Linked DNA regions of Homo sapiens: regions 1, 2, 3, 4, 5 and 7 are each linked to region 6. Evidence: chromatin contacts called from ENCODE Hi-C or POLR2A ChIA-PET data. All regions are on one chromosome and are shown on one strand. The core of a region is the stretch at or near the end of the contact, and the rest is flanking DNA. Distances in the headings are between cores, read along the strand shown.

Region 1 (4,123 bases), core at 1,037-3,536, 1.9 Mb before region 6:
CAGCCTATGGAGACTGAACTAGATTGAAGATTTTGGATCTAAACATACAGAATAATTTCCTGGCAACCCCTTCGTAAATCCATGGCAATTTCAACACTGGGAACTCTTCAGCCTCATTTTTCTTACTTAACAGAACATGACAAACAAGTACTGAGTGCCTGACAATGAGTACAAAAATGAGTAAGAGTCAGCAACCATGTTCAAGAAGTGCAGTATATGCCGCGTTCAGTGGCTCACACCTGTAATCCCAGCACTTTGGGAGGCAGAGGTGGGTGGATCGCTTGAGCTCAGGAGTTTGAGACCAGCCTGGCCAACATAGTCAGACCCCCGTCTCTACAAAATATACAAAAAATTAGCAAGGCGTGGTGGTGCGCGCCTGAGGTCCCACCGACTCGGAAGGCTGAGGCGGGAGGATTGCTTGAGCTGGGGAGGCAAAGGTTGCAGTGGGCCGAGATAGCGCCACTGCACTCCAGCCTGGGCAACAGAGCCAGACCCTGCCTCATTAAAAAAAAAAAAATGAAAAGAACAAAACAAAAGGAGTGCAGTATAGCAGAAAAACAACATTCTCCAAATATGTTGGATTGTATCTGAAATAGCCAAACTTCCAAGATCATGATTCAAGTGGAGCAAATACTTCCTATACCCGTCAATTATATTTCCCTAACTGGAACTCTTTACAACTTGATGTGAAACAATGCAGGTACTGTGAATAGTTCATGGTTCTTAAACTTTAAAGATTATTAGTACAAAACATACAATTCAACATTAGAATAAATATCCAGTATTTAAAGGAAAATTAAAGTAAGGAAACATGTTACAGACCTAAGACCAAATTAAACTTTCTTGGAATCTCTTCAGGAACCTCAAATACCGATACACAGAGGTAATATTTAGGTCCTTGTTTGGGGCAGTATGAGATTACGTTGAAAGTGACTTTTATTTCATCCTCAAAAGTGCTATTGAATAGTTGGAATGACTTCGTTAACTTAAAACATAGTTACGACTTCTTAATCGACTTACAACAACAAACTATGGCATCGCAGAGAGCTTTTTAACGTTTATGAGCTTCATCTCTTTGAGGGTAAAGACAAGCTCCAAAACGGCTTGAGACAATGCTTCGGAAAAATGTTACGTAATTAATACATTAAAACTATACAACTTAATGGTAAGGAGACATTTCATAAAAACTTAACCAGTCGATCCAAAATAATTCCTAATTTTACGTAAGAGGCAAACGGTGAAAGACCGAACATTAACTTTGCCAATCACCTGAAAGGAGCAGCGTGGTAGAACTACCCAGGACCGCCTCAGCACTCAGGGGCAATAGTGAACTACTGAAGCAACAGCTCCACCTACTGATCCACCCTATACTTCCTTAAATATGTTGGCACCCCAAGTCTACAGTGATCGCGCTCTCTCCCCCTCCTCCACTCGCTGTGACCCAACCCAAATCTAGTTGAGTCACTAGCTCTTAATACTCATCCCCGTGCTCTTTATTCCAATTTCTTCTTCCTCCAGAAGGTTCTGCACAGCTCCCAAGCGTGAATTAAACTGAAAGGTGTCAAACACCGCAGTTCCAGAGTTGAGTCTGGAGGTGGAAGACAACCAAACCACTCCACCTGGAGCTGCGGGCCGGCGTGGCTCAGCGGTCCGCTCCCGGGAAGGAGGCCCCGGGCGCTTCACAATAGCCTTTCCATGTTGCCCCACTCGGTCGCTTCTCCCCACTCAACAACCCACACTCGTCTCCGAACCGAAACCCTGAAGCCCCCCGGGTCTTGCCTCCGCTGGCCCTTCAGCCCGCCAACAGCCCGAGCCTCGCCTCCGCCCCCTCCGGGAGCCGAGGGAACTGAGAAGCAGAGAAATCTCCCTCCGCCCGTCTTCGCCCTGAATCTCTCCTCGCCTTTGCGGCTCTCCCCCTCTACATGGGCCCGGACCCTTCTACCCCACCGGCCGGGCCCTGCCCGGCTGCCCTTCCTCACCCTTTCATCTTCCCCGCCTGCTGAGGCCGTCGTTACCACCGATATCAACGCCGTCGTAGTCGCCGCCCTTAGGTCTCCGCACCCTTAGCTCGGGCCACTCAACCCCGCAAGCCGGCCTCCTAGCCTGGGCAGGGAGCTGTGCGAGCAACGAAGGCCGCGAGAGTCGAGTGAGGGCTTGAGTCTGGTGGGGGCGGGAGTGTCTCCCGCCGCCGCGCTTGTGCCGCCGCTTCTCCACACGTGCACTCGGGTCTCTCGGCTCCCTCCCGCCGCTGCCGCCAGCCAGACCCGCTGCCGCGCTGTGACCTTTCACCCCGCCCCTCGCGCGCCGGCGCGCCGCCGCCTCACGCGCAGCCGCACTGCTCGCCTCCGCGCACCCTGCCCCCTCCACTCCGGAACCTCCATCTTTCTCCTGGACTGGGCCTTCTGGGGTCATGCTCCTCCCTCCCACCCGCTTACGACACTGCTTGTGGGGCTGGCTCGGTAGGCCCTGGCGGTAAAATCCAGATTTTTCCACCCCTCCCTCTCTTGTCCCATATCCGCAAGATAGTTTTTCTCAGCCCCGTTCTTCCCAGTTTGTGGTCTCCAGAGTGACCTTCAAACGCTGTTGCCTCCTAGTAGGGTTTTATAAAGTTAGTTCTTCTAAATGTAAAGAAATCTGTGGAAAGCTCAAGTTTAAGTTAGGTGTTTTAAAACAAACGTAGTTAACAATCGGCCAGATAGATTGGCTACCCTCCAGCACGCCTCAAGTTTTAAGATCACGTGATTGGCCCAAACCTCAGAGCCTGGAATTTTACCGGCGGACTCCAGAGGGACGGAACGCCACCGCCATTTCCTGTCCCTCGATTGTGGCGTGAACGTCACTTCCTTAGCAATGCGCTTTAACTCTTGCTGTCCACATTTTCCACATTGTACTTTATAACATACTCTTTGTGAAAATTTATCTTTTATTTCTTTAATCCAAGAAAATTAATATTCAAGGGATCCGTAAAAATTCAGGCCCCCCGAGATGTAGAGCGCTGGGATGGAGGAGGCAGGGCGGAGCTCGACGTCATGTGACTGGTTGGGCCCGCCCCCCCCCCCCCCCCCAACCTGTGCAGCTGAGGACTTCCCCTCCGTGGTGACAGCCTCTGGGTCCTCGGTCGGTACAGTCTCTGCACCTCGCGCCCCAGCAGGTGAGCGGCGACCGGTAACTGGCGAGTGGTGGGGATAGAGGGGGTGGAAGGAGGCAGAGGAAGGAGAGAAGGGAGAGTGTGAACGGCGACTTTTCTGCCTGAGGCTTCCTCCCCGCTGTCACCCTGCACCGGCAAGGAGCTCATTTCTCCTTAACCCCCGCTCCCCCAAGTGTGGTCGTTCCCGCTACTTGGGGATTCAGATGTCCACCTTTCCCAGGGTTGGAAGTGAGTGCGGCCATTATGGTTCCCTACTCAGAGCCTTTGGGGCTTCGGGTAGCAGATTGTTTCAGCCATTTCACAGGGTCTGCAGTAGACATTAGGTCCCATTCCTTAAAGCCCATTCTTTGGCAAAGGTCCTCACTGTCCTTACCCTCAGCTCAGGGCTGAGGAGCGGGGAGGTAGCAAAAACCCTGGAGGCAGAGGCGTCTCCGGTGAGACAGGCTTGGGAGGGACTGTCACTGATACGGCCCTCACTGCAGAGTCACTGTGAAGCTTCCCTCCGAATGTGCTTTCTCAGTGATTCTAAGGATTTTATCTGACATACCTGCAGGGAAGGTTCCGTAGATGTTCACGTGCTTCGGATGGGACTAGAAAAGTAAAAGAAGGGCTTTTACTTTTTCTTCTCTGCAGAGAGGACAGTTGAAGGAATACTGTCTTCAAAACAGGAGGTGTTAGTAATGCGACAGTCTCGATTGAATGAGGAGGCGTTGAAAGATGGTATTGTGGTGTTGTGGTGTGCAGGAGGCCCAGGCTGGTTTAGGGAAGAGTGAGTAGGGTTCCCTGAAACCGAAATAAGAAACTGATTGGGTTGGAAATAGTTAAACCAAATTGATTTGGCCATATGCTTAAAGGTAGAATCAAGTCGAGATGTTGCTGTCTGCACATGTTTTCTGCCGTCAATCCTTCCCTTTTTGTCATTTTCCCCTAAAATACTACTGAATTGGCACTCCCAATCTATTCCTTGATCGGCTT
Region 2 (3,735 bases), core at 907-3,406, 1.3 Mb before region 6:
CTGTAAGTAGCCTTACTTAACAGGGGAAGGGGAAAAGTCACCAGAATAGAAGAGGAAAGAAAATGTCCTCTGACTTCTGTAAAACAGAAATAATGTACAAATCATAAAAAATAACAAACCATCTAGTAAAAGAAGGGCATGGGAGTGAGAAAACTGAATCCTGAATTCCAGGCCACCAAACCCTCAGAGTCCATTCATTCAGTATATTATACTAGAGTGGCATTCTACTTCAATGCTTGAGATGGGCAAGAGCAATCAATTCCTACAGATTACCAAAAAACATTCCCCCCAACAGTCTATTGGTTTGCTAGACATGGTAAACAACCCACTCCTGGAAAGACTTTGGCAAAGGCCACATTGGTTTCAGGAGACACAGTTTGTGAATTACGATGATATCTTGTGAGTACAGGCAGAATTAGGAAGCTTTAGTTTGAGAATAAAATTTATGTGTGTGTGTGTGTGTGTGTGTGTGTGTGTGCACACTGCATTGCATAGAGGAAAGGAATGAAGACCTTTGAGCTATGGGATGGCTCAGGCCAAAGTTTGTGTGGGCTTTGCCTGCCTGGCATTGGTCCCCACCCCTGCCACCTCCAGGAGACCTGGGGAGACGCCCTGGACTGCTGCTCCCTCTTGTCTGCTCACCAGTTGAAGACTTCTGTTATACCTTATTATGGAGGAAAACAGCCTGTCCCTGTGGGTTTGCTGTGGATTCAACAAGCTGCATTTGTTTCTCCCAATTCTGAAACATTACAAAAAGCAACAGAGTGGGCAGGTGACTGCTTCCTGGGAAGGGAGCCACAAGTCTTAAACACAATGGTGGGAAGAGGCAACTGTATCTATGCACGAGGACCTCTGCCTGTGTGTGCTTCCTTTGGGGGGCACACACACTTCCAGATGACAATAAGTATATACACAAACACACACATGTGCACACATGTCAATAAATCCAATAGAACTGTAGAGTTTGTTAAATGCACTCTACTCCACATAAGCATATTCAAGTTTCTCATGAAACGGATACATAGAAATTACTGATGGTTGGGCTCCTTCAGAATGCCCTAAAGTCTCATCACAGATACTGATGCACCCAACTAAGGCAACAAAGCATAAGCAGATACGTGAGATATGTCAGACCTTCGACTTCTAACCAGAAGTTCAAAAATGTATCTTGTTGTCACTGGGCAATATGAATGTGAAACAGTTTTGTGCTGAGGGAAGCTCACACTGTGTGTGCACATGTATAAATAATGTATACTCATTTATAGACATTTTGGACAGCAGCGGTGACATACTGGATGGGTTAAGACTCTTTCATTATTAGAATCTACATATAAATTGCAATGAGTTTGCTGGGTAAAAACAACTGTTGCAACACTAGTAGAAACAGATGCCCCCAAGGTTTTTTTTTTTTTTTTTTTTTTTTTCTCTCTTGGATGTATCAAAATCTCATTGAGGCATTCTAAACCAAAGAAACCTCTGAATTTGAAACAGGGTTAGTAGGGACTTTTATACCCAGCTGGGCATCCCAGAAGCCTGGACTCTCAGGACTGTGGCTAGATTTTGCCCATGATCTGTAGATTATGCTCTTGCACCGGAGACTTGAAAGTTATGAGTTTGCATTCAAACAAAGAACCACCAGATAAAACAGATGTTCTCTAAAACTGAGGAAAAAAAGTTTAGAGATATACACTGTATAGAGAAAGAAAGCTTTTTGCTGGATTGTTCTCCTTGTTAAGGAAATGTTTAAAACTAGTACTCCCGGGCACCTGTGATTGCATTTTATAGGATTCTATTTAGTAATATGATGTCTATTTTACATTCAGCCCCAACCTACGTCACTGAAATAGAATAGGAAATAGCAGCCACTATCTGAGAGTACCCAGTTCTAGGAAAGTTTGGTGCCTCCTCAAGAAGTCACTATTTCCATAGTCCTCAATCATGAATAGGGCTTGTTTTTGTGATAATGTAACTATTAAACAGCAAGAAATGCCTATAACTTCAGAGCCTTCTCATTTCTATATCTTTTATCCTCTTCCCAGGGCTTTCTGATTTAAGGCAATAATGCTACACTATAAGTAGCCTTTTGTGAAAATACCTTAATTGAGGTCACTTAAGATTAGATTTCAGTCTGAAAGTCTACAGTTTACGGAGCAAAAGGTGGAGCCTAAAGAAACCACTGGCAGGTGTTTTAGTCAGTGGTGTGGAAAGATAATGTTTCTTGTTTCAACCCAGGGCATTTTTACCCATCATGCAGTGAGGAGAAAATACATAGTTCTGAAAAAGAACCCACACTAGGTAGCCCTAATTTTCTATCTCTTCACTCTAAAAAGGATGGAAACAAGCCCTACTGTTCCATAACCATTCCCAGGGATCGGCTAAGGTACATTGCTGACTGCTATAGACTCAGTGTTCAAGGAGAAAAAAATCTTCAGAGACTTAGAAAACTCTTTGCAATATTTTGGTCAGGCTGATCGTCTTGATACTCAGTGCTAGAAATGATGCTTTGGATTAGTAGTTTCCACATTCTGAATTTATAGGAACACTGAGTCACCACAGCCTTTTTTCTTGTAAAGGTTTAAGTGATATCAGAAATAGCAACTCTACACGGAAAGCCCTTGGGAATATGAAAATACTCTCTCTCAAGAGCAAGGGCTCTTCCGTGCCCCTTTTCTGCCTCTGTATGTAGCCTGAGCACCAGGGTAGAGATTGCTTTTGAAAGTTTGCCCCATGTAATCTATTTCCTGGCTACCTAAGAGAACAGCCGTTTTCTTCATGAAAACACAAAGAGGGGAAAGAGGCTGCTGCTGTTCCAGTGGGAAGTTATGTCTAGCCCCAGAAGGCCTGGTGGCTGGGTCAGCTCAAGCACTCTCTTCATGCACTGCAGGCTCAGGAGGCATTGGGTTGCTTTGCTTTTTCTATGGAATTAGGGAGCCTATTGAAATTCTAGTGCACCCCTCCTTTTGTTTGTCACCAAGTCACATGGTTCTGTCTTCAGTATCCTATTTTTCTTTTTTTTTAATTTCTTTTTCTGAGGAACAAAATTGGCCATTTAAATAAAGTTCTTTTCTAGTGAGTAAAGAGGTTTCTCAGAGCCAGAAATCACTGAAAAGAGAGTCTGTCGACCCTGCCCATGGAAAAGCCCAGAGATTTCTCTAACCACTTCTTGCCAAACTTCCTAGTTTTGTGATTGGATGTTTCTTGGTTTAGCATTGTTTGGTGCTGAATACATTTTGCAATTCTTTTGTTCTCTGCCCTAGAGCTTCCATTACCCTGGACTTCAACTCATTACCAAATTAAAGAATTCTTTTAGAAGATTTCTTTTAAGAGTCAGGTCACAACAGAAAGGGCGCCCTCCTGTTCTCCTAAATCTCAAGGGCATCTCAGGTTGTGTCTGCTCTTACGTTGCACCTTCCTTTTGTTCCCTTTTAATGCAGCAGCACACTGGCTATAGCAGAGGCAGACCTGATTTGATTATCTGATACCTTTTCCACAAAATCATATATCCCCTGCTCCCAGCCCCAACTAATCAAATAACATCTTCTAGAACAACAGAGGAAAGCTCCAGAATGGGTGTATATCCTGTGACTCCTGGCCAGATCCACCTTGCTCCCTGTCTTCCTAGGGGTCACAGGTGTTGGGAGCATTGTGGAGGAGCCCCAACAAGGAAGCAACATATGGCTTTATTATGTTTTCTCAGGAATCGAAGGGGTTTTATAAGGGGCATATCTCATTTTT
Region 3 (4,076 bases), core at 542-3,041, 1.8 Mb before region 6:
CATTAATTATCCTGTAACATCAACTCTAATAGCCATTTCATATTCACTATTCCTCAATTGTTCTAGAATGTCTTCCCTCCCTCCCTTCCTTCCTTCTTTCCTTCCTTCCTTCCTTCCCTCTCTCTCTCTTTCTTTCTCTCTCTCTGTCTCTCTTTTCTGGAGATGGGGCCCCCCTGTTTTGCCCAGGCTGGTCTTGAACTCCTGGACACAAGCAACCCTCCCACCTTAGTCTCCCAAAGTGCTGGAATTACATGAGTTAGCCACTGTGCCTGGCTTAGAATGTCTTTTTTATAGCTGTTTGGTTGGGAACTCTGAACCCCAAATATCTGAGACAGGCCTCAGTTAATTTAGAAAATTTATTTTGTGAAGGTTAAGGACACACCTGTGACACAGTCTCAGGAAGTCCCAATGACATGTGTCCAAGGTGGTTGGGGTACAGCTTGCTTTTATATATTTTGGGCAGACCTAATACATCAATCAATACATGTAAGATTTACATTGTTTCAATCTGGAAGGGGAGACAGCTCCAAGGCGAGAAGGAGGAACTTTCAGGTCATTGGTACATAAAAAAATTTTCTGATTTGCAATTGGTTGAAAGCGTTATTATTGACTGGGAGCTGTGGCTTGCACGTGTAATCCCAGCACTTTGGGAGGCCGAAGGGGGCAGACTGCTTGAGTCCAGGAGTTCGAGACCAGTCTGGGCAACATGGCGAAACCCTGTCTCAAAAAACAAACAAACAAACAAACAAACAAACAAACAAAGTAGTTAAGCATGGTGGCACACGCCAGTAGTCCCAGCTACTCGAGAGGCTGAGGTGGGAGGATTGGTTGAGTCCGGGAGGTGGAGGTTGCAGTGAGCAGAGATTGCGCCACCGCACTCCAGCTGGTCTAATAGAGCCAGAACCTGTCTCAAAAGAAAAAGAGAAAAAAGAGTTATTATCAGTAGAAAGGAATGTCTGGGTTAGGATAAGGGGTTGTGGATACCAAGGTTTTATCATGCAGATGCAGCCTCCAAGTAGCAGGTGTCCGAGGCAATAGATGATAAATATTTCTTCTCAGACTTAAGGTCTGTGTTGATGTTAATGAGGCATGTCCAATCCCCTCTTTCATCATGGCCTGAACTAGATTTTCAGGTTAAATTTGGAACGCTCTTGGCCAAGAGGAGGGGTCCATTTAGATGGCTGGGGGTGGGCCTCGGCATTTTATTTTTGGTTTACAGAACCAAGAATCTGCAATACGTACAGCAGTTAATCAGTAACTTCAATCCTTTATTGGAAGGAACAAGAGTTTCCTGGCCGGGGGCGGTGGCTGACGCCTGTAATCCCAGCACTTTGGGAGGCCAAGGCCAGCGGATTGCCTGAGGTGGGGAGTTCGAGACCAGCCTGACCCACATGGTGAAACCTTGTCTCTACTAAAAATACAAAAATTATCCGGGCGTGGTGGCAGGCGCCTGTAACCACAGCTACTCGGGAGGCTGAGGCAGGAGAATCGCTTGAACTGGGAGGCGGAGGTTGCAGTTAGCCGAGACGGGGCCTTGGCACTCCATCCAGCCTGAGGAATGAGAGCGAAACTCCGTCTCAAAAAAAAAAAAAAAAAGTTTCCGAGCAATTCACCTTTTCGCACATTGGGGCAGGGTATGCCATTTCCTGGGAGGCACAGTAGTTTGAGGTTGGGAATAGGGAAGTCTCATTGTGACCCCTAGAAAGACAAGCCTTCAGGCTAACCCGGTAACACCCATCGTCAGGAATCCTTCACGGCCGCCAGAGGGCGCAAGGAGCTGCGGCTGGAAGTACTCGGAGGGCCGGCGGAGGAGGCGCGCGGAGCCTGTAACTCGCAGCGCGCGCTGGAGGTGGGCGCGGGGCGGTGCGGTGCGGTGCGCGCGGGGCGGTGCCGCGGCGGCGGAGGGAGCCGCGATGGAGGGCGCTCCGACTGTCCGTCAGGTAAGCCGCGGGCCTCGCTGGGGCAGGTTCCCATCTGTGGCTTTAGCCTACTTTTTCTCACGGTGATTGCTTGAACCTTCTCAGATTACAGTTAATCCCTCCCTTCCCTTTTCTTCGTGCTCTTTGGAGTAATACGGAAAGTTGTTACCGAGGAAACGGTTTCCTGTGCCTCTGCGAGCCCTTTCCCTACGGGCGGTGGTGGGGACATTTGCTTCCCTGTGGGCGTTGAGGGCTTGAATTTGGTCCCGAAATGTCCTGGTGCGGATGTCTCAGCCCCAGGCCCCCTTGGGTCAGGCCCCATGGTCGTGATTCTGACCCACTGTCAACGTTTTTTCCAGCCTTGCCCCCTTCCTTTCATTCTCAGCCCTGTTGTAAAGGTCCGGATAGTTTAAATCACTGTGCTGTCAGCCAAGTTTTTGATTTCAACTAGTCTAGTTTTATTTGTTTACTACCTTATTTGACAAAACGGAAAGCGTGCTTATTAATATTCAGGATGAAACCCCGCTTTTGTTGGACGGGCGCCTGCGTTTCTGAACACCATCCTCCTTCTACATTGGTTTGTGTGTATGTATTTTACTTTTAGAGAACTGCGGTCAGTGCTATATCTTCTGAAGAGCGTTATAGTTTACAGATTAGTGGAGGTACACAAATAATTGTTGAATGAACAGATGAATGAGTGTTATTTCACTTGATTTGAAAAACATTACTATGAAATAGTCAAGCTGGATATTCATGAACCCAATCAGTCACTGATTCAGTTATGTCCCTGGCACTGGGTGTTCGGGATTAGATGGTGATTAACACAGACATGATCCCTGCTCTCAATAAGCTTATTGTCTAGACTAGAGATAAAATTATTTCCTCTATTGTAGAGTTAAGGAACAGATGTACAGAGATTGACTTTGCTAAGGACCACACAGCTAATAAGTCAGAGAGACAGGAATCTACTGTAGCCACCCCAGAAAGCCAGAATGGACCCCCATCCCAAATTTGATTCAGGTGTAGAAACTGATGATGCCACACACACACCATGAGGTTGGAGTAGAAACTGATGATGCCACACACACACCCTGAGGTTGGAGTGCAGTGGCGCAATCTCGGCTCACTGCAAGCTCTGCCTCCCGGGTTCACGCCATTCTTCTGCCTCAGACTCCCCAGTAGCTGGAACTACAGGCGCCCGCCACCACGCCCGGCTAATTTTTTGTGTTTTTAGTAGAGACGGGGTTTCACCGTGTTAGCCAGGATGGTCTTGAACTCCTGACCTCATGATCCGCCCGCCTCGGCCTCCCAAAGTACTGGGATAACAGGCTTGAGCCACCACCGCGCCCGGCCCTGAAAAAGTCTTTTACTTACATAATTAAGGTCTCCAGGGAGAGCAAGGCAGGCCTCTCAAGCAGCACTAAAATGGCTTAAGAGAGCCTCAGGAAAAAACTGGCTCCAGGTCTTTTTTTCACCCTTGATGTTTGATGACTGACCTGCACCATTTGAATTTGAATTTGAATTTAAGTCAGCCATTGTGGCCCAGTGCAGTGGCTCATGCCTGTAATTCTAGCACTTTGGGAGGCCAAGGCAGAAAGAAGTATCGCTTGAGGACAGGAATTTGAGACCAGCCTGGGCAACAAAGCAAGACCCTGTATCTACCAAAATAAAAAAAAAAAAGAAAGAAAAATTAACTGGGCATGGTTGTGTGGCGCCTGTGGTCCTAGCTATTTGGGAGGCTGAGATAGGAAGATCACTTGAGCACAGGAGGTTGAGACTGCAGTGACCCCTGTTTGTGCCATTGCACTCCAGCCTGGGTGACAGAGACCAAATTATTTTCAGAAATTTAACCAAGGTGGTAGGCCTTACACTATGTGTGGCACAATAGCCCATCCTCCTTTTGTGAGCTCCTTTGTGAGTATGTCAAAAGACTGTCCTCAGGGGAGGATGTCATCAATGGAATGTTATACTTGTGCTCCTGGAGAAAATTTGATGCAGTTAAGATCTTTCCTGTAAAGGCTGTGTATGATGGCAAGACTGCGTACTCTATGGTTAGCCTGGTAAAGAGATGTTATGTCTCTCTGGAGGTGAAGACCAACTATGGCTGAGGAGGTGTTGAAAGAGACACTGAACAGAACATATTAGCCAAATCTATCA
Region 4 (4,005 bases), core at 943-3,442, 1.7 Mb before region 6:
AGCACAGAATCCGTACATGTCCAATAGGTCGCTTTTGTAACTGAGATAAGACCAAGAGGATAAACAGGACAATATAAGAAGAAACCTCTATGTCATTACTGATTTTAAAGGTTCTGTTTTCAGGCATATAACATTTCCAGGTTTGTGTACTGTAAAGATTATAATGTCTTCATTTATTTAGCATGCAAATTTAATAGTCAAACTTTTTGAATCTGCATGTTGATGATGATTATCAGAAAGGGTCTTCTGCCATGCTGTATCTTTATGAAAGAAATAGTTGTTTTTTCTTAAGGTAACTATCAGAGGTGGGATTATCTTGCCTCCTCACTTAGAATACCAACAGTCAAAAGGAAGAACCATCCTCTGAGTTTTAAAAACCAGAAGGTTATGTTAAAATCTGGGCATTTAGTGACAGATCAAATGCATACTTGAACTAAGATTGGCTTCAGCTTAGCAGTCTTTCATGGTGGAAGTGACACATCTGGTTGAAAATAATTTGTGTATTTTCAGTAACCATGTATGGCTTCCTTCTTTATGTATGTGTGTGACTTGTTTTGATTGGTAAGTTATAAGCCAGACATAGATTTTAGCTCTTTAATAAAAACTTCAGGGGCACGTATGTCCCAGTACAAGTGTACTGACTATCAAGTTTTAACTCAGATGCAAGCTTTGGCTCTTTCATAAAAAGTTTTTATGCATATGTGTCTCCATACAAGTGGCTCATTAAAATAAGAACTTTGTAAACTGACTTAAAATCAGATATTTTTTCAAGAGTTAGGGAAAGTTGAAGTGTTTTACTGTTTTGTCTCTTGAGCCCTTTCTCTGGGGAAAAAATACATATCCATCTATCTATCTATATATAAACTGTGTATACATTCTTACTGTTTGAACAACTATTGCCTTTAATTAAATGTTTCATTTTTCTCCAGAGTCCCCAAAGCCACATGGCATTATTATAGTCATTTTTGAGATGCCTGTAGAGAATGAAAGTATTGACTCCGTTAGAGGGAAAATGGGTTTCTCTGGGTGAATTCCAACGAAGCATACCTAGGGGTAACAGTGAACCTACCTGGGTTTGTTTTGTTTTGGTAAGGATTTATGTAGTGTCTGGCTGTAAGCAAGAATGAGTGGATTATAAACTTGAAGATTTCTCTGTTAAAGTCACAAAAATGATCGACAAACAATATTTTTGTGATGTTTATTTAAACGTTGTATTTTATAACATACTTCAAGGAAGAGTATCGAAGTAAGTTGCTTTATAAATTAAGACTAAATTCGTATGGATGCAGAATTCAATTAATAAAATTTGAGCCTGTTACGTAAATTGAATATTAATAAAATTGAAAATTTCTGAGTTGTAGTTTTTCTTCTTTTTCTACTTAAAAACAAAACTAGAAAGCCTGCGGTAGTGAAACGTGTACATGGGCCCACACTCTTTAAAGAAATTTTGTGCAATAATAAAACCCAAAAAGGACTCTCATCTCAGGGCAGTTTCATCTCAAATACACAGACGACTGGAACAAAAGTACTAGCGAGGCCTGCTGGTCCAATGTAAAGGCTGCTAGCCAGAAATCATGAAACGAACAGGTTGCTAAATGAACAGATCCGGCAGCAGTGATGGGCCTTTAAGAGAAGGTCAGCGAAACTGGGGGAGGTACTTGGATAACATTTTGCGGTGGAAAGCTCCCTCACCGCCTGTTGCCGGAGTCTGAATGAAGGCTGGCGGCTCCACGGTCTCACGTAGTTCGGAAATCCTCCGGGTTCCCGGGTTTCCCGTATTTCCGTCTCCGCACCTCGTCCGCACCCCGGGGCTCCGGAGGCTGTCCCACCGGCGCGCCGCCCGCAGGCACCGGCGGCGCCCGGCTGCCGCCTCTGGGGCGGGGCGGGGCGTGGCGTGGCGGGGCAGGCCGGAGGTGCGGGACCCACCTCCTGCCCCTGCCTCCTGGACGCGCTCTCGGGAGCCGATTTTCCCCTTCCCGGCGCCAGGGCCGCGGGCCAGGAGGAGGAGCCTCGCCCGCGGGCACCGCGGGGAGGCGGGCGGCGCACGTGCGGACAGGCGGGGAACCCCGGCGCCGGGGGCGGGGCACCCGGAAGCGCGCGTGGACCTGGCGCACCGAGCCGGGCGGGCGGAGGGGCGGTTGGGACGGCGCGGGGAGGCGGGCGCGCCGCCCGGGCCGCGGCGGGCTGTGGTCACAGGTGGGCGGCTGCGGCGAGGGAGCGGCCGAGCGGAGCCCGGGTCCCGGAGACTCCTGCCGTCACGCCCGGGGCTCCGCGTAGCAGAGATCGGGAGACGCGTCTGTGCCTCCGGGGAAGCCGACCCATCTCCCCTCCGCCTCTTTGGCTGCAGTTGCACCTCCGGCCAGAGGGCAGGTAACTTCCCTTCCAAGGTCATTCTCCTGGCGGGGTGGTGCGCGAGGCCCGCCCACGTCCTCCGGATTGGCGGGGGCGGGAGAGGCGCACCCTGCAAGGGGCCCGACCAGTTGGGCTGGACCGCGACCCCTGAGCACTGCCAGGGAGCCTGGTGTGTCAGCCGCTGCTAGCGGGCATATGCTTCGCCTTTCCCTATAGCCCCGAGGCTGAGTTCCCACCAGCGCCCAGGCTTGGAGCGGAGACCGCTCGGCCCTCCCAGCCTGCACCCGCAGGTGAGCGCAACCGCCCGCGCCCCGGCTGTCCCGGACGCGTGGTCGGCTGTCGCCATAGGAACGGCTGGTGCCCAGACGGCGCCTGCCCAGGCTGGGAAGGGGCGGTGAAGGCAGCTCAGACCTCCAAGAACCCTGGAGCCCCCTGTGTGGCCAGGCGGAGCCACAGAAGCCTGATGAAAACGGGACCCCCTCCCCCTCTCTCTTCTCATTTTTGATTGCTCAGGCGTTGGAGGTTAAGCAGAGAGAGAGAGGCGTGGACCTATTTACGAGATGTAAGTTGTGTTCTTTCCACCTTTACCTTCTGAGGGCTTCTTACGCCTCATGGTGACAGGTGCAAATCATGACACAGAAGGGCAGTATGAAGCCTGTGAAGAAAAAGAAAACCGAAGAACCTGAATTGGAGCCCCTGTGCTGCTGCGAGTACATAGATCGGAATGGGGAAAAGAACCACGTGGCTACTTGTTTGTGTGATTGTCAAGATCTGGATGAAGGGTGTGATCGGTAAGAACAGAGCATTTCTTGACGCTGGCCCCATCACCCTTCTGAGAACTGCCATGTGTACTTTCAACCTAGCCACCCAGAATGCTAGAATTTGCTCTTGATTCTATTTCCAAGCATCTAAAATGAGAGTTGGCTTCTGTGTCAAGTGTGAGGATTTTAGAAAGATGGATTACGCAGTAGTGCACAGCTGTCTGTCTGCTCTGTTTTATAGGATATTATTTTTCGTTTAAAGAGAGATGAGGGAGAGAACAGGCAGTTTAAAGGGATAGTAGGCAAGTTAGTATAAAATAAAATGCAAGCCAGCAGAATCTGTAAGTTTAAAATGAACACAATAGTTCCAGAAAGTTCCTGCCTTCTCAGAGGTCTCAGCATTTAGAGACTGACTACTTGGGACTGGGTGGCACCTGACCACAGAGGGCCTTGTGGGTTGAAATTTCATTTTCCTGCTGTTAGTACTGGTCTTGCCCCTTGTTTCTGGGGAGGAACTCCAGCCAGAAGGCATGTATCTCCCCTGGATTCACAGTTTTCAGTGCGACCAGCAACACTCTTGATTGATCATACTGTATTTGGCTTTTATTTTCCAAGTGATGGAAATTACTATCCAAAAAGAGAATTTTTAACATCACTGAAAAAATTTGGTGTCGGACAGTGAATAATCTGGTTTTAATCCATTTTCTGAGTAATTATATATTTAAAAATCACTGTCAATGGAAGTCATAATGTGGGAAGGATAGGGATGTTGGAAACTTGCTTTTCCCATTAATAATTATTTCTGGTTAAAAAAGTCATTGCAACTGCCAATTTGTTGACTTAGAACTTGATACATTAATACAGCCATGAAAAGCATTCCCTGGGGTCTGCA
Region 5 (4,186 bases), core at 83-2,582, 1.4 Mb before region 6:
TCCAACTGGCAAGCTGGAATGATGTTGGCACCACACGACAACAGCAGGGAGTCACAGCCTTTTCATAAATGCATGGAGAAATGAGGCATCAGCAGGTACAGGTTACAGTGACTCAGGTGGGGCACAGGAATTTCATGATTTTAAAAAAGGATTCCAGATTCTTCTGTTCTCCTTGCCAAAGGCTAGTCAATTTTCCCAGTTGCTTCTCTATTGCCCCCATCTTATTCAAAACTGCACAAATTCAAATGACCCCACTTCATCTAGACAAAAACGTAAAAAGAAAAGACAGTCAATCAAGATTCTGCTTGATTAACATCTTGGGAGAAGGCTAACATGAGTCTTCAGGGATGAAAATAAATGGCTCTGAGCCTGGGCTGTGGTCATAAACCTGACCTTGTCACTGCCTAAGCGAGGAAAGCAATGGAGGAAATTAGAGCTCTCGTTCCAGTGTGATTACAATTGTACCCTTAACAGGACATGACAATGTTTTTTGGCATTCAATTATGTTTTGCTATGCGTGCATGCATACACTCACACACTCACACACGCAGAGCTAGAATTGAAATCATCTCAAGTGAGAATTCTTGTGATGCATTTAAGGGGCCTGCATTTGACAAGTTGCTACCTAGTTATGGACTAAAATCTCACCAGGCACCCCCATAGCTTATCGCCTGTCATTTCAAAACAAAGACATCCTGCTTCCCCTTTCTGTGTCACACCTCATCGACTCATTCTCAGCAGACTCTTACTTTCATTACAAGCTCGGTGCCACCTCCCGGACTTTCATCAGATGAAAACTTGAAAGAAAAAAAAAACCCATTCCATGTTTTGACTTGGACTCTAGGTGTTGTTATTCTCTCAGTCCAGCTTGAGAAAAAAAAAAAAAAAAAGCCCACCCCACGAGGGGGCAGGCCTGCTTTCCTGTCTCCTGCCACCACACAGTCTCTGAAGTGTGTGAAGAAGAGAGGAAGAGACAATTAACACTCAGCACCAATCTGCATTTCCTTTTTAGCTGCCATTTACACGCTGCTCAGGTTTTGAAAACCAGCATTTCATGCTACTCCCTAGAGAGCCAGCACCAGCTTCAGCAGGATCCATCTGCACAGCACTCACATTGCTGAAATCTTCAGCCAACCCAGAATTCATTTATTTATTTTTTGAAAAAAAATGAGAGAGAGGAAGTGAGAGAGTACGAGTGAGAGAGCAAGCAAGCGGGTGAAAATAATAGATTAGAATCTGGTAATATTTAATGCGCACGCTTGACCAATCCCTGCGCTGGTCCAGGCAGGGGTGAGTCAGTGGAGTTTTTCTTTGATCATCTTCTAGATTAGTGTGAGCAGCGAGCGAATGAGCAAGAGCGTGTGACAACAGAGGATGACAGGCTGTGAGGTTCGAAGCAGGAAGGACACACTCCATAAGTCTCGGCACTGCTCATCAGCCCATGTGTCAGCACGCTCTTGCTGATGGGAGCAGCGGGGAGAAACGCCATACTGGGAAGTCACTGCTGGTGTGGGACAAGTTACAAGATGCTTCTGGGGGAGGAAAATGTGTATCATCAACTCCTCAGGTCTGGCCAACTTGCTTTATTTCCTTTAGCCCCCAAAGGGTGGAGCATTGAAGCATAATAGCTTCAATAAGCTTTGTTATTTTAACATTATTATTTTTTAAACTGAATTCACCACCACAGGAGGTCACAGAGTCAATGGTCACAGCTGGCTTTTAAAAAAGGGTTGAGTCACTTTGTGATTGATAAAACAGACTCAGCCTGAGATGAGGGCAATCAGGTTTCCTGCTTGAAGGCATCAGTTGATCACTACAGGGGTCGGAAAGAAGTGTTTTTCTTACGCAAGTTCTGGCATAATAGTCTAGGTGAATGCAAAAAAAAAAAAAGTTAGTCTTTTGATTTGTTTGTTTTTGTTTCTAAGAGAGAGCAGAGCTAAAAAGCCCATCCTTACCTCAGTAGACCAATGAGTGGTCTGATTCCATCTGGCTCTGCTGCTCAGATGGCAGTTGTGATGATAGTCATGCTACAGACACATTTACCAACTAAGCAGTGCAGACAGTACTCTGCATTGGCCCAGATTTACCTAGGAACAAGCACAGGTGTGCTCAGATAAGGAAAATACCTTAGGTCAGGAGGTGGGGTGAGCACATGGTTGTTAAAATAGAATTTAGTGAGTTAAAAAAAAAACCAGCAAACCAACACAAGACTCATAAGTACCCTATAGTATCTGCGGATGCCGTTACACGTCAAGTTAAACCACATCTTCTCAGGATACAGGGGTGTTTTGCAGCTCTCACATTAACACAGATGTGTAACGTGGGTTTCTCAGCCTATCAGAGATGGGGCAAGATAGGGTTATAATAAACAGCTTTTGTTTTTTTTGGCTCTGCCCTTACTAGGGGAGACTTCCAACCTTACCAATTCTCAAATAGTTCTTGGAGTCCCTGGTGAGAAGGATGCCCCTCTTCCACCATTCTGACTTAATGACACTGGAGCCACACTGCATGGGTTCAAATCCCAAACTCATTCCTCCACTCAAAATGTATTTAAGGGAGTGCCCACTGTGAACTTGACATTATTCTAGATGCTGAGGAAAGAGCCATTCCACATTTTCCTGTAATTTTGGTTCTAGTGAAGGTGTAGAAATGCAAATAAATAAACAAGTAAATGTATAATATTTCAGATAGAATATTATAGAGATGCTGTGGAGGGAACAAAAGCCTACTTGAGATGTCTTCAACAGAAGACAAGAAGAATGAGAGAGAGAGTAAGAACAACCATTTTAAGAAGTTTGCTGCAAGGGGGAAAGAAATGGAGTCGTTTGACTTAGGAGTGGAATCCCAGGGAAATTTCTTGTTGCTGTTGTTGTTTGTGGTTTTGATTGGAGAAATAGCATCACGTTATTCTGATCCATGTTATTAATTATTCTCACATTATTCTAGTTCTGATTCAGTAGAGAAGGAAAATAGATGATGCTAAAGCAATGTCCTTGGGTGGCGTGAGGGGTTGGGATCTGGTGCAAAGTGGAGGGGTTGGCTTTAGGTAGAAAATACACAGTTCATCCAGAGCAGCAGGAGTGAAGGTAAACGCATGGACATAGTGTAGAAAGATGTGAGGGTAGAAACTTGTGCAAGTTCTTTTTCTAATTGCTCCGATTTTCTCAGTGAAGTAGGAAGCAAAGTTATCAGCTGACAGTGTGGAGGAAAAGAATGTGTTGGAGATTTGAAGAGAGAGAGGAAGATGTGAAATAGTCCTGGAAAAGTGAGTTGACTAGGGAAATAGAGTAGGCTGCCACGCTACACTAAGGGCTCACTTGTGGTTTGTGATGATAACTTTAAAGTGAGACCAGTCAGCATGGTTGTTTTCTTTGGGTATATTTGGCTGGTTTGGTACAGGCATGGAGAAGTGGAGAGCTGGCCAAGAGTTTTGTCAGCTGAGTATGACAAAGAAAGAGAGGGTTGAGGCAGTTGAAGGAGTGTGCAGTGAGTAACACATCATGGTCCATGAAATCTAAACTAGGTGGGAAGAGAAGTAGGGAATGAAGGGAGTGAAAGACAATAAAAAGGTTCCAGGAACAATGGTTTTTAGGTCTCTGTGTGGTCCACGAATTGTTGGAGTTGGCAGACTAGAGAAGGTGAGCTGGTAAGAGGAGGCGGAGGTCCGAGAGGGAGAGGGTGAAACATGGTGCAGCTGCAGTTGTAGTTGTTGATGATGACTAGGCAGGGGCATGAACTTGTGTTGCTAGCAAAGGTAGAGTAGAACCAGAATCACTGGGAGAGAGGAGGTGAGATAGTTGGGGGGCCAGCACTCTGGGAGGAGCATCTCCCTGCAGGTCCGGTACATCTCTGGGGGCAGTTTTCTTGTTGTTTTTTATGTGAGTAATGCCCTGCTGGAGCCCAGCTCTGTGAAGTCTAAAAGGATGTTGAAAGCACCAAGAATTACAATATAAGTAGCTTTGGAAGGGGTTCAACCAAACTGACATCTTCAAGCAATGGGTCAGAGGAAAGCGAGGTCAGGAGATGACTGCACTAAGGACCCAGGGAGGACAATGGCTTAGAAGTGGTGATGAACAGAAAGGAAGACACTCAACTTACCCTCCAACCTAGGGCTCTAAAGGAATGAGGAGAAGACGTTTGAATGGTTGCAGAGACTCCATTTGTTAATTATGTGACTCAGAAAATT
Region 6 (3,605 bases), core at 630-3,129:
CACCCTCAACAGTACTGAGAATGAAAATTATAGCAAAACTCTTTTGTATTAGTTACTTCTGTGTCATAATGAGAGTCTCAAGATAAATGAAAGGAGGGATGGATAAAATGATTTCTTATGATGGGCAAAGGTTGGAAGAAACATCATGTGGGGAGAGGGCAAAGAGAAAACAGATAAAAAGAGAATAAAAGAGGAAATGAGTGGCTTATGTGAGCAAGCGATGAGCTAAAGTGGAAGTGTAGGAGAGGTGAGTTGCTTAGGTCTAAGGAGAAAGACTGCTTAGGTGTGTGTTCACCCCCAGGACGAAGAAAGGAACACTGGGTGAGATTTTGTTCAACTACCCATAGTTACCACCAGATGGTGAAACTGATCCCGGGCCTCTTGGGTATTGATCAGTTTATGGGGAGATGGGGAGAAGACTATCTTTCACTTGTTAATTCATTAATTTCTTTCGCAAATATTTTTTCAGTACCTGCTAAGTCCCACGGACTATGCTAGGAGCTGCTGTTAAAATGACAAACCAGATAAGGTCACTGCCCTTAATCAACTTACAGTTGGGTGAGAAGCTATCAGGTACAAGTATGGCCCTAGAACAAATTAGTCTTTTCTAGTTAATAATCTTATGTGATGAGATTTGGCCTTGCTCCTTTGGTGACTTGCCTCAAGGAGCCCCAGGCAAAACCAATGTAACATATATTAATAATATATGAAATAATATATTTTGTAGACACAATTGCCTTATGTTGTCCAGGCTAGCCTCGAACTCCTGAGCTCAAGCAATCCTCCCCACCTCTGCCTCCCAAAGTTCTGGGATTACAGACGTGAGCCGCCGTACCCAGCCAAAAATGTTTATTTTGATTAGATGACTGGTATTAATCTGATTAACCAAAGAGACAAGGTATTACTAAATTCCTCATCCCTGGTAACATTTCCATGTTAGCTGTTTTCTATTTGTTTTTTCTTTTCCACAATGGTGCGGCCTAGAAACAGTTAACCTTCTTCGGGGTATTACATACCTTAGACATATAAAAAAGCTATGAGCATTCAACACTGAAATAATCATATAAACCAAACATACTGCACACTACTTCAGGGATACTCTGAAGCCCATCCTTAGACCCCAGACTCAAACAAAACAAAATACGATGTAAAGAACTGACACAAATCATCAGAGTTTAGAGAACAACGTGACGGGCAGCAGAGGAGAGGAGAGGGTTGAAGCAAACTTTTTTGGTTTTTTTTTCCTAAGTAGGGCTGGTTCTGGCTTGTCTTCCTTCTCCCCACTTTGCTTCTTACTCTTGGGCTTACAAACTGCCTGGTTTCCCTTCTCCAAGTCAGGGCTTCGTTTCTCTGCCTTGGCCTTCCTACCCCACCTTCTGCGTTCTGACTCCATGAGGCCCTTTTCGCGTCTCATTTTCTGCCTTCTTTAGGCGTTCCCTCGGCGGCTCTGCAGTGTGATCTCATCTCTTTGTTTCTCCCCGGCTGCCGTCAGTCACCGGCTCTCTGCGCCCCCACCCGCGCGGGCTCGCGGCCGTGCTGCGGGCGTGGCCTCAGCCGCTGAGACCCTGGGGACCGCAGGGCGTGGCGCGGCCTCCGCCCGCTGCACGGAGAGCCCCCCAGAGGCAGCGACACGGCGCTTGGGGTCCGCGGGGCTCCTCCTCCAACTCCGCAGACCTCCGGGGAGGCCTCTTGCTCCCCGAACACCCGGGAGTTCGCTTTCATTTTTAACGAATCTCCACAATCTCTTGTTTGGGAGATAATTGCTTCTTTCAGGGGCTTGGAGAACAAAAGCGTCAGCCCAGGGCCCCAGGTCTCTCCGCGGGAGGAGGGCACCCAGGGGCGATGCGCCGGGCTCTCTCCTTCGCCCTTCTTGGCCCGCTCGCCTTCAGCTCCCACCCGCAGCAGCAACCGCAGCCTGCTTCCGGGGACTGAGCAGCCCTGGGTCAGCCAAGGTTAAGCAGCGGGTGGGGAAGAGGAGAGAAAGCTGGGTCAATTGGAAGTAACCTTCTTGTACCGCCCACTTTTTCCTTGCTTGGAGGCGGCAAAAAGCACTTTAGCATTCTTCGGGCTGTTTGCGCCTCTTTCTCTAACAGGGCCAGGGGAGTGGAAGAGCGGCCGGCAGGAAGGTTTCTTTGTCAGCAAAAGCGGACCTTTGGAAACTAAACAGCAATGCTCTGTCTTTAGAAGACAGCACAGGAAGGAACAAACAGCTGAGGAGTGAAGGCCAGAGACCCCATTTGGAAAACAATGGCCTTTCATGATTATTACTATTTTTAAAAAGTTTTCTAGGCTTTTTCATTTGAACTTTCCATTTCTCACTATGAAATGCAGGTTCTATAGACAATTGCACACAAGTTTCTTTTTCGGGGGGGAGGGTAAACGAAGCAGGTGGAAAGAAGTGAGATGATTGTAGACGTGGCCAAATTTAGACTTGGTGTGAGATTTCCTCTTCGCTTGGAAACACATGGCACCAGCATGCATTTGTTCATTCATTCAATAATGTGAATGAACATTAAACACTACGATGTGATGGGCTTTGTCACAGGCTGTAAGTGGCTTCAGGTCCACATGAAAGGAGAGCGAAAAATTAAAATAAAATATTAGAGAGAGAGAAAAGGGAAGAGGGGCAAGGTGTCAGGCAGCAAGCTTCTTAGGGTCAGAATGGGTCCCCATCCCTAAAAGCTGATGACTGAAGAGACCCACGAGGGTAGACGAGCTGTAGAGAGACAATACTGCATCTGCCAGTGATGAGTGTAGGAAGCTCATGAGGGTTAGAACCTTCCCTCTCTGTTTTCTGACCTCTTTTTCTTTTTAAATAGGTTGAAGCCAACTGTGGTAGAGGATAACAGTGATTCGCGTATCTTATTTATTTATTTTTAGCAGCCCCCTCCCCCGCAACTAGGACAGTGAGTTCCATTCAGATTTTCAACACAGCTAAAAACTTGGCTTTAAAACTTGTGAAGGGAGACATTTCTTTAGAATCTTTCACTTTTTTCATCGCAGAGGCTTTGGGGGAATGTTTAGCTTTTTGCTGAATCATGAAGGGTTTGTTACTGCATTCTGAGAGGGTAGGAATTAGATGCCTAAAGGATGGTGTCTGCTTTCCTGTTGAGGTGGTTTATTTAACAGTTCATAGAGGCATGCAGGTCAAGTCATCCTTAACTGTACAGAGTCAAGGGTATTGCCACATGGGAGGCTGGCCAGCGGAGAAGTTTGGTGCTCTCTCAGTTTGGAGATCCTCATGTTGTATACATATTCCAAAATTCCCAGTAATTATGTACCTATAATTATATACCTATAAATACCATTCCAGATACTAGAATAAGATCACAGATAACTTCTTAGATGTTTCTTTTCTAGAGAAATAGGGAAACAGAACATATATACATTTGCACACAATTCAAACTTACACTTTGAATGTTTGTCTTAAATCTCCTAGTCAACTCCCTTAATGTACAGACAAAGAAACAGATCCAGAGAAGTGAAGAGACTTTCATAAAGTTGGAGTCAGGTTGGGATATGTCAGGCCTGGCCTTCTTGCTGCTGATTATTTCTCTGAATTTTATAATAGAGGCACCTCTGAAACTGTCTGAAACTTTTCATTT
Region 7 (3,742 bases), core at 998-3,497, 1.4 Mb before region 6:
TGGGTGGGAACCAGCCAGGTTCCCCGTGGAGTCTGTGCAGGAGGCTCTGGAGGGTCTGGGGTAGATTCCCTGGGGAGAGACTTCTGTCATTTGCTTTCCTCCAAGGCAGCCTCAGGGTCTAGCTGGCAAGTGGTCACTTTCCTGCAGAAACATGCTATCCTCCTGTTCTATCAGATAAGGAGGGCAGAATGAAGAGGTTGGGTGGAACCCTGGCCTTGGAGTCTGGAGACTAGGATTTTACTCTTGACAAAGCACATTATATAGATAGGGATATTGTCCTCCAATTTTCCTTTCACTTCCTTAATTAATATTGTTATCAATACTACTGTTGATGTATTGAACTCCTGCCATCTTCCAGGCACTGTGCTGAACACTTCACCAAACACTAGAGAATTAAATCCTCACAACCCTATGAAAGAGGTACTCTTATTCCTATATGCACATGGGGAAACTGAGCCTTCAGGAGGTTGAGAAAGTTTTCCAAGGTCACCAAACAGGATGACTTTGGACCCAGTCTGTTAATCATCCCCCTCTAGAGCACCATTGATCAAAATGGACTTGACCATATTCCTCTTTGGACTGGTTACTTAGCAAAAAACAGAAAAATTATTTAACAATTGTTTAAAACCACCTCTAAGTTTCTCTGGATATCTCATTATATAAGAGAGGTCTCACCTCTTTGGCTCCCACCCAGCTCAACTATGGAAACACAGGCTGTAAATTTTTATAGCCCAAATCCTAGTGTCCACCACTTTCTGTGCTCTAGTCCCACTAGCTGCTCTTGGCCCTGCCACTCCTGGCTCCCCGGCCTTAGTGAGTTTGGGAAACATCCCTCCAGTTCAACCTTGGCACCTTCCCTTGGACACACATTAGGTATTATTTCTCCTTCAGCTGAAGGCTTTGTAGCTATTGAAAGGCAAGGCATCTCTTGATGTGAGCCTTGAAGGACAGGTTGCTTTGGGTAGGCAGAGAGAAGCTGGTAAGGCGTATATTGTCTAAGGGTCTGGAGGTGGGGTATAAGGGGTATACAAGTCATAGAGTTGGGGATAGGCAGAACCCAGAGAGGGGAGAAAACTGGCCTGAGATAGAAGACCTTGCAAGGGAGAAGGAGGGTAGGAGCCTGGATGGTGTGAAATGCTAGAGGTGCATGGCTGGAATGGAGGGGGTGGGGCACCAGGCTTCAGATGCTTCTGGGTGCAGATGCAGATTTTCAGGATGTACAACATGGAGCATCCCCAAGGCAACTGTGTTGAGAGCCTGCGAGGCAGGTGAATGTGGATCTTCTACCCCCTCTCCTGACTGAGTTCACCAAGGAACAAGCTTTGTAAACTATTTGAGGGTAGGGGCTGTGATTATTTACTCTCATATCCTCAGAGCCTGGTGTTGAGGTTGGTGCTTTGTAGGCACCCAGGGACTTTCAAATGAATGAAGGGAGGGAGGGAGGAAAGAAGGATGGGTCCATAGTAGGACCTGGTGATGGGCTGGGAGCTCCAGGCAAATGTCAACCAATCCCTCTCCTGGGTCAGCTCCCAGGGGCTCACCCTTCTTTGCATTTCCAGCTCTCATGAGGTCATTGTGCACAGGAAAGCTCTCTCCTCTAATCTCCTCTGATCCTACTGCACCAGAGAAATCAAGCCAGAATTCAATAAAGTCTCAGTCCAGATAAACAAGACAAAAGAAATAAGATTCGAGTAGAAGATCTCCTTCAAGGGAAAGTTGCTGTGTTTGTCCAAGACCTTTGTCCCATCCATGTATCATCCCCCAAGTAAACACTTCTTGTTCACCTGTTCATTAGATTTCAAGTGCAGTCCCTGGCCTGTAAGTCCCTACAATGATAAGCTTCTCTTATCATTGCACATTCTTCATCAGGAGGATGCCAGAGGAGCTCAGCCAACAGTTCCTCATCAGTAGCAGATTCTTCAGAATCTTGGGCACTACACAGATGCCCTTGAGCTCTTTGAATAAAGGCTGATTTTTAGAAAAAACATTAAGACAGAACTTAAAAACAATAGATTGACTATAATCCAAAGACGAGTGTACCTCTAACCACAATTTTCATTTATTTTTAAATGTTTCCTTCATGGCCTTTCTTGTGGCTCACCCTATGCAGTTTGTGTATTTGTTGACAACTTTATGTGTTTTTAATATGGTTTTTGCCAAACTTGGTTTTTCCGAGACCGTCTTTTCTCAGAGGCTCAGTTTTACCGTCCTATCTGCAGTCGGCTACTTTCAGTGGCAGAAGAGGCCACATCTGCTTCCTGTAGGCCCTCTGGGCAGAAGCATGCGCTGGTGTCTCCTCCTGATCTGGGCCCAGGGGCTGAGGCAGGCTCCCCTCGCCTCAGGTAAGGCCTGAAACCCAGCAGAGCAGCAGGGAGGAAAAACAAGGCTAAGCTTGGTTGGAGACTTGGGTGCTTGTGTAGGGAAGACTCCAAGAGCATGCCACAGCTGCTTGAGAGAAAGAAATTGCAACTTTTAGAGTCCTGTGTACTCTTATTTAAGAAAGGACAATCTCTGAGAATGAGGTGGGGTTCTGTTTTTGGTGGCAGATGAAGGACTTTGCAGACTTCCGGGGTTGGAGGAGCCTGACTGGCCAGCACAAGAAGGAGCAGGAGAAGAAGAAGGGCTGGGCAGGAGGCATTGCCAGTTTGCTTTTAGAAGCTCATTCCTGCTCCAGCTTCTTTTCTGTTGCCTTTCAGGAACTTTCCAGGAAAACATTATAAGTTCTCTGTGAATTGAAAATGTCTTTTTCACAGATTCCAGAGGTTCTACCACTAGAGACTGATTTTTTGTTAAATTTATTTCTTCTATATTAAAAATCAGAGTCAAATATTTCTGAGGGAGGGGAACACAAATATTTAAAAACTGTGGTATAAATTAGTTTTTATGTTGCCTTCTGAACTATCTGAGGATGGAGATGTGCCCAGGGTTGCTGGGGAGAGGTTAAGTGCTGAGAGGGTGGTTATGCCTGGGAGAAGCAGGGTTTCCTGCTAAGCTTCCTTTGCTATTGGATTTCTTGGCTTTCCTGAAGGTTTTTTCAGGCACTGCAAATGACAATCAACCAAACAGCAAGGTTTTATTTCAAAGGATAATGCATCCAGCATAGAACTAGGCCGCAGGAAGAAACATAAAAACAAAACAAAATAAAAACAGAAGAGGTGGTATCAGCTGACAAGGGCTTATATTCTAAGTGGGTAGACAAAATAGGCCTACGAAAATAACAAGCTGGCCATGAAGCTACATAGCAGAATATGCGAGGGGGCAACGTGCTAAGTTGTGTAGTCATAAGCCAGGCATTTAGTAAGGTGCTAATTATACAATACAGGCAGTGAATGTGAAAGGAAAAGGGAGGTTGAGATGGGCTGAGGTCTTCTAGGAGGCGGGGAGGGAGTGCAGCCTTGACAAGCCTCCCTGTGGGCGAGGTGTAAAGAGGGGCAGAAGTCAGCTCTGGAAGCATAGGGCAGTGGGTGGGGAGGAGATGGGCTGGGCTGGGCTGGAGTAGAGATGTGTGGAGAAGGGTGAGAAGACTGGAAAGACAACCTGAATGGGGGACTGGGAGCCTTGAATAACAGGCATGGAGAGGAGCGTCTCTTGAAATGGAAGAAACAGGAAATAATTACAGCCTCTATGGAGGAGCAACAGGATGGACTGGAGAAACTATCATTCCAAAATCCAGTTGGGGCCTCAAAGGCCCTTAGAATTTTTCTAGGAAGGTTGAAGGCCAGCTGCTGACCCAGGACTCACA

Evidence for each region. Hi-C counts contacts between places; a loop is a spot of excess contacts on that map. ChIA-PET counts read pairs that join two places held with the same protein, here RNA polymerase II (POLR2A). Pooled maps may share reads with other maps.
Region 1: a loop to region 6 is called in a map of CD8-positive, alpha-beta T cell, with 15 times the contacts of the local background. The contact joins the promoter of NAA50 here to the enhancer-like site in region 6. A Hi-C loop is called at or near these places in 2 of 168 maps with a recorded cell type or tissue (CD8-positive, alpha-beta T cell and naive thymus-derived CD4-positive, alpha-beta T cell), 3 of 37 single-sample maps with no recorded cell type and 18 of 50 pooled maps. POLR2A ChIA-PET finds 5 or more read pairs at or near these places in 1 of 52 experiments (PC-9).
Region 2: a loop to region 6 is called in a map with no recorded cell type, with 2.5 times the contacts of the local background. The contact joins two enhancer-like sites. A Hi-C loop is called at or near these places in 3 of 37 single-sample maps with no recorded cell type and 3 of 50 pooled maps.
Region 3: a loop to region 6 is called in a map with no recorded cell type, with 4 times the contacts of the local background. The contact joins the promoter of GRAMD1C here to the enhancer-like site in region 6. A Hi-C loop is called at or near these places in 6 of 37 single-sample maps with no recorded cell type and 1 of 50 pooled maps.
Region 4: a map of ascending aorta shows a loop between it and region 6 (7-fold over the local background). The contact joins the promoter of ZDHHC23 here to the enhancer-like site in region 6. A Hi-C loop is called at or near these places in 2 of 168 maps with a recorded cell type or tissue (CD8-positive, alpha-beta T cell and ascending aorta) and 7 of 50 pooled maps.
Region 5: a loop to region 6 is called in a map of endothelial cell of umbilical vein, with 5 times the contacts of the local background. The contact joins two enhancer-like sites. A Hi-C loop is called at or near these places in 1 of 168 maps with a recorded cell type or tissue (endothelial cell of umbilical vein), 11 of 37 single-sample maps with no recorded cell type and 10 of 50 pooled maps. POLR2A ChIA-PET finds 5 or more read pairs at or near these places in 1 of 52 experiments (naive thymus-derived CD8-positive, alpha-beta T cell).
Region 7: a pooled map shows a loop between it and region 6 (5-fold over the local background). The contact joins the promoter of TIGIT here to the enhancer-like site in region 6. A Hi-C loop is called at or near these places in 3 of 37 single-sample maps with no recorded cell type and 2 of 50 pooled maps.

What each region holds. Positions count from the first base shown.
Region 1 is chr3:113,743,963-113,748,085 of GRCh38, forward strand. It overlaps NAA50 (N-alpha-acetyltransferase 50, NatE catalytic subunit), which reads right to left and starts at 2,287. Exons shown (of 5, transcript NM_025146.4): 1 at 1,980-2,287. The coding sequence starts at 1,987. ATP6V1A (ATPase H+ transporting V1 subunit A) reads left to right here and starts at 3,073. Exons shown (of 15, transcript NM_001690.4): 1 at 3,073-3,151. RefSeq lists enhancers at 1,131-1,867, 1,471-1,620, 1,868-2,603, 2,604-3,339, 2,661-3,030 and a silencer at 2,191-2,310.
Region 2 is chr3:114,330,660-114,334,394 of GRCh38, forward strand. ZBTB20 (zinc finger and BTB domain containing 20) reads right to left here. Exons shown (of 12, transcript NM_001348800.3): 12 at 1-3,735. Among named protein-coding and RNA genes, the nearest start is that of MIR568, 16 kb to the left of the region's middle. Within about 2 kb of position 2,157, at least 4 of the 41 ENCODE cell types and tissues checked have a DNase peak (open chromatin) inside an H3K27ac peak, as active enhancers do.
Region 3 is chr3:113,836,997-113,841,072 of GRCh38, forward strand. It overlaps GRAMD1C (GRAM domain containing 1C), which reads left to right and starts at 1,792. Exons shown (of 18, transcript NM_017577.5): 1 at 1,792-1,940. The coding sequence starts at 1,914. RefSeq lists a silencer at 1,805-2,004.
Region 4 is chr3:113,945,821-113,949,825 of GRCh38, forward strand. ZDHHC23 (zDHHC palmitoyltransferase 23) reads left to right here and starts at 2,193. Exons shown (of 5, transcript NM_001320466.2): 1 at 2,193-2,370; 2 at 2,866-3,143. The coding sequence starts at 2,983. It overlaps GRAMD1C (GRAM domain containing 1C), which reads left to right. Exons shown (of 18, transcript NM_017577.5): 18 at 1-1,354. RefSeq lists an enhancer at 1,611-2,111 and silencers at 1,826-2,325, 2,676-2,775.
Region 5 is chr3:114,212,984-114,217,169 of GRCh38, forward strand. No RefSeq gene overlaps it. Among named protein-coding and RNA genes, the nearest start is that of ZNF80, 23 kb to the right of the region's middle. RefSeq lists an enhancer at 753-1,426. Within about 2 kb of position 1,333, at least 12 of the 41 ENCODE cell types and tissues checked have a DNase peak (open chromatin) inside an H3K27ac peak, as active enhancers do; they include endothelial cell of umbilical vein, where a contact is called at or near this core.
Region 6 is chr3:115,657,017-115,660,621 of GRCh38, forward strand. All of the region lies in intron 1 of GAP43 (growth associated protein 43), which reads left to right. Among named protein-coding and RNA genes, the nearest start is that of GAP43, 35 kb to the left of the region's middle. RefSeq lists enhancers at 775-1,647, 1,648-2,519 and silencers at 1,441-1,670, 1,851-1,920. Within about 2 kb of position 1,880, at least 35 of the 41 ENCODE cell types and tissues checked have a DNase peak (open chromatin) inside an H3K27ac peak, as active enhancers do; they include CD8-positive, alpha-beta T cell, ascending aorta and endothelial cell of umbilical vein, where a contact is called at or near this core.
Region 7 is chr3:114,291,781-114,295,522 of GRCh38, forward strand. TIGIT (T cell immunoreceptor with Ig and ITIM domains) reads left to right here and starts at 2,248. Exons shown (of 4, transcript NM_173799.4): 1 at 2,248-2,342. The coding sequence starts at 2,282. RefSeq lists an enhancer at 1-446.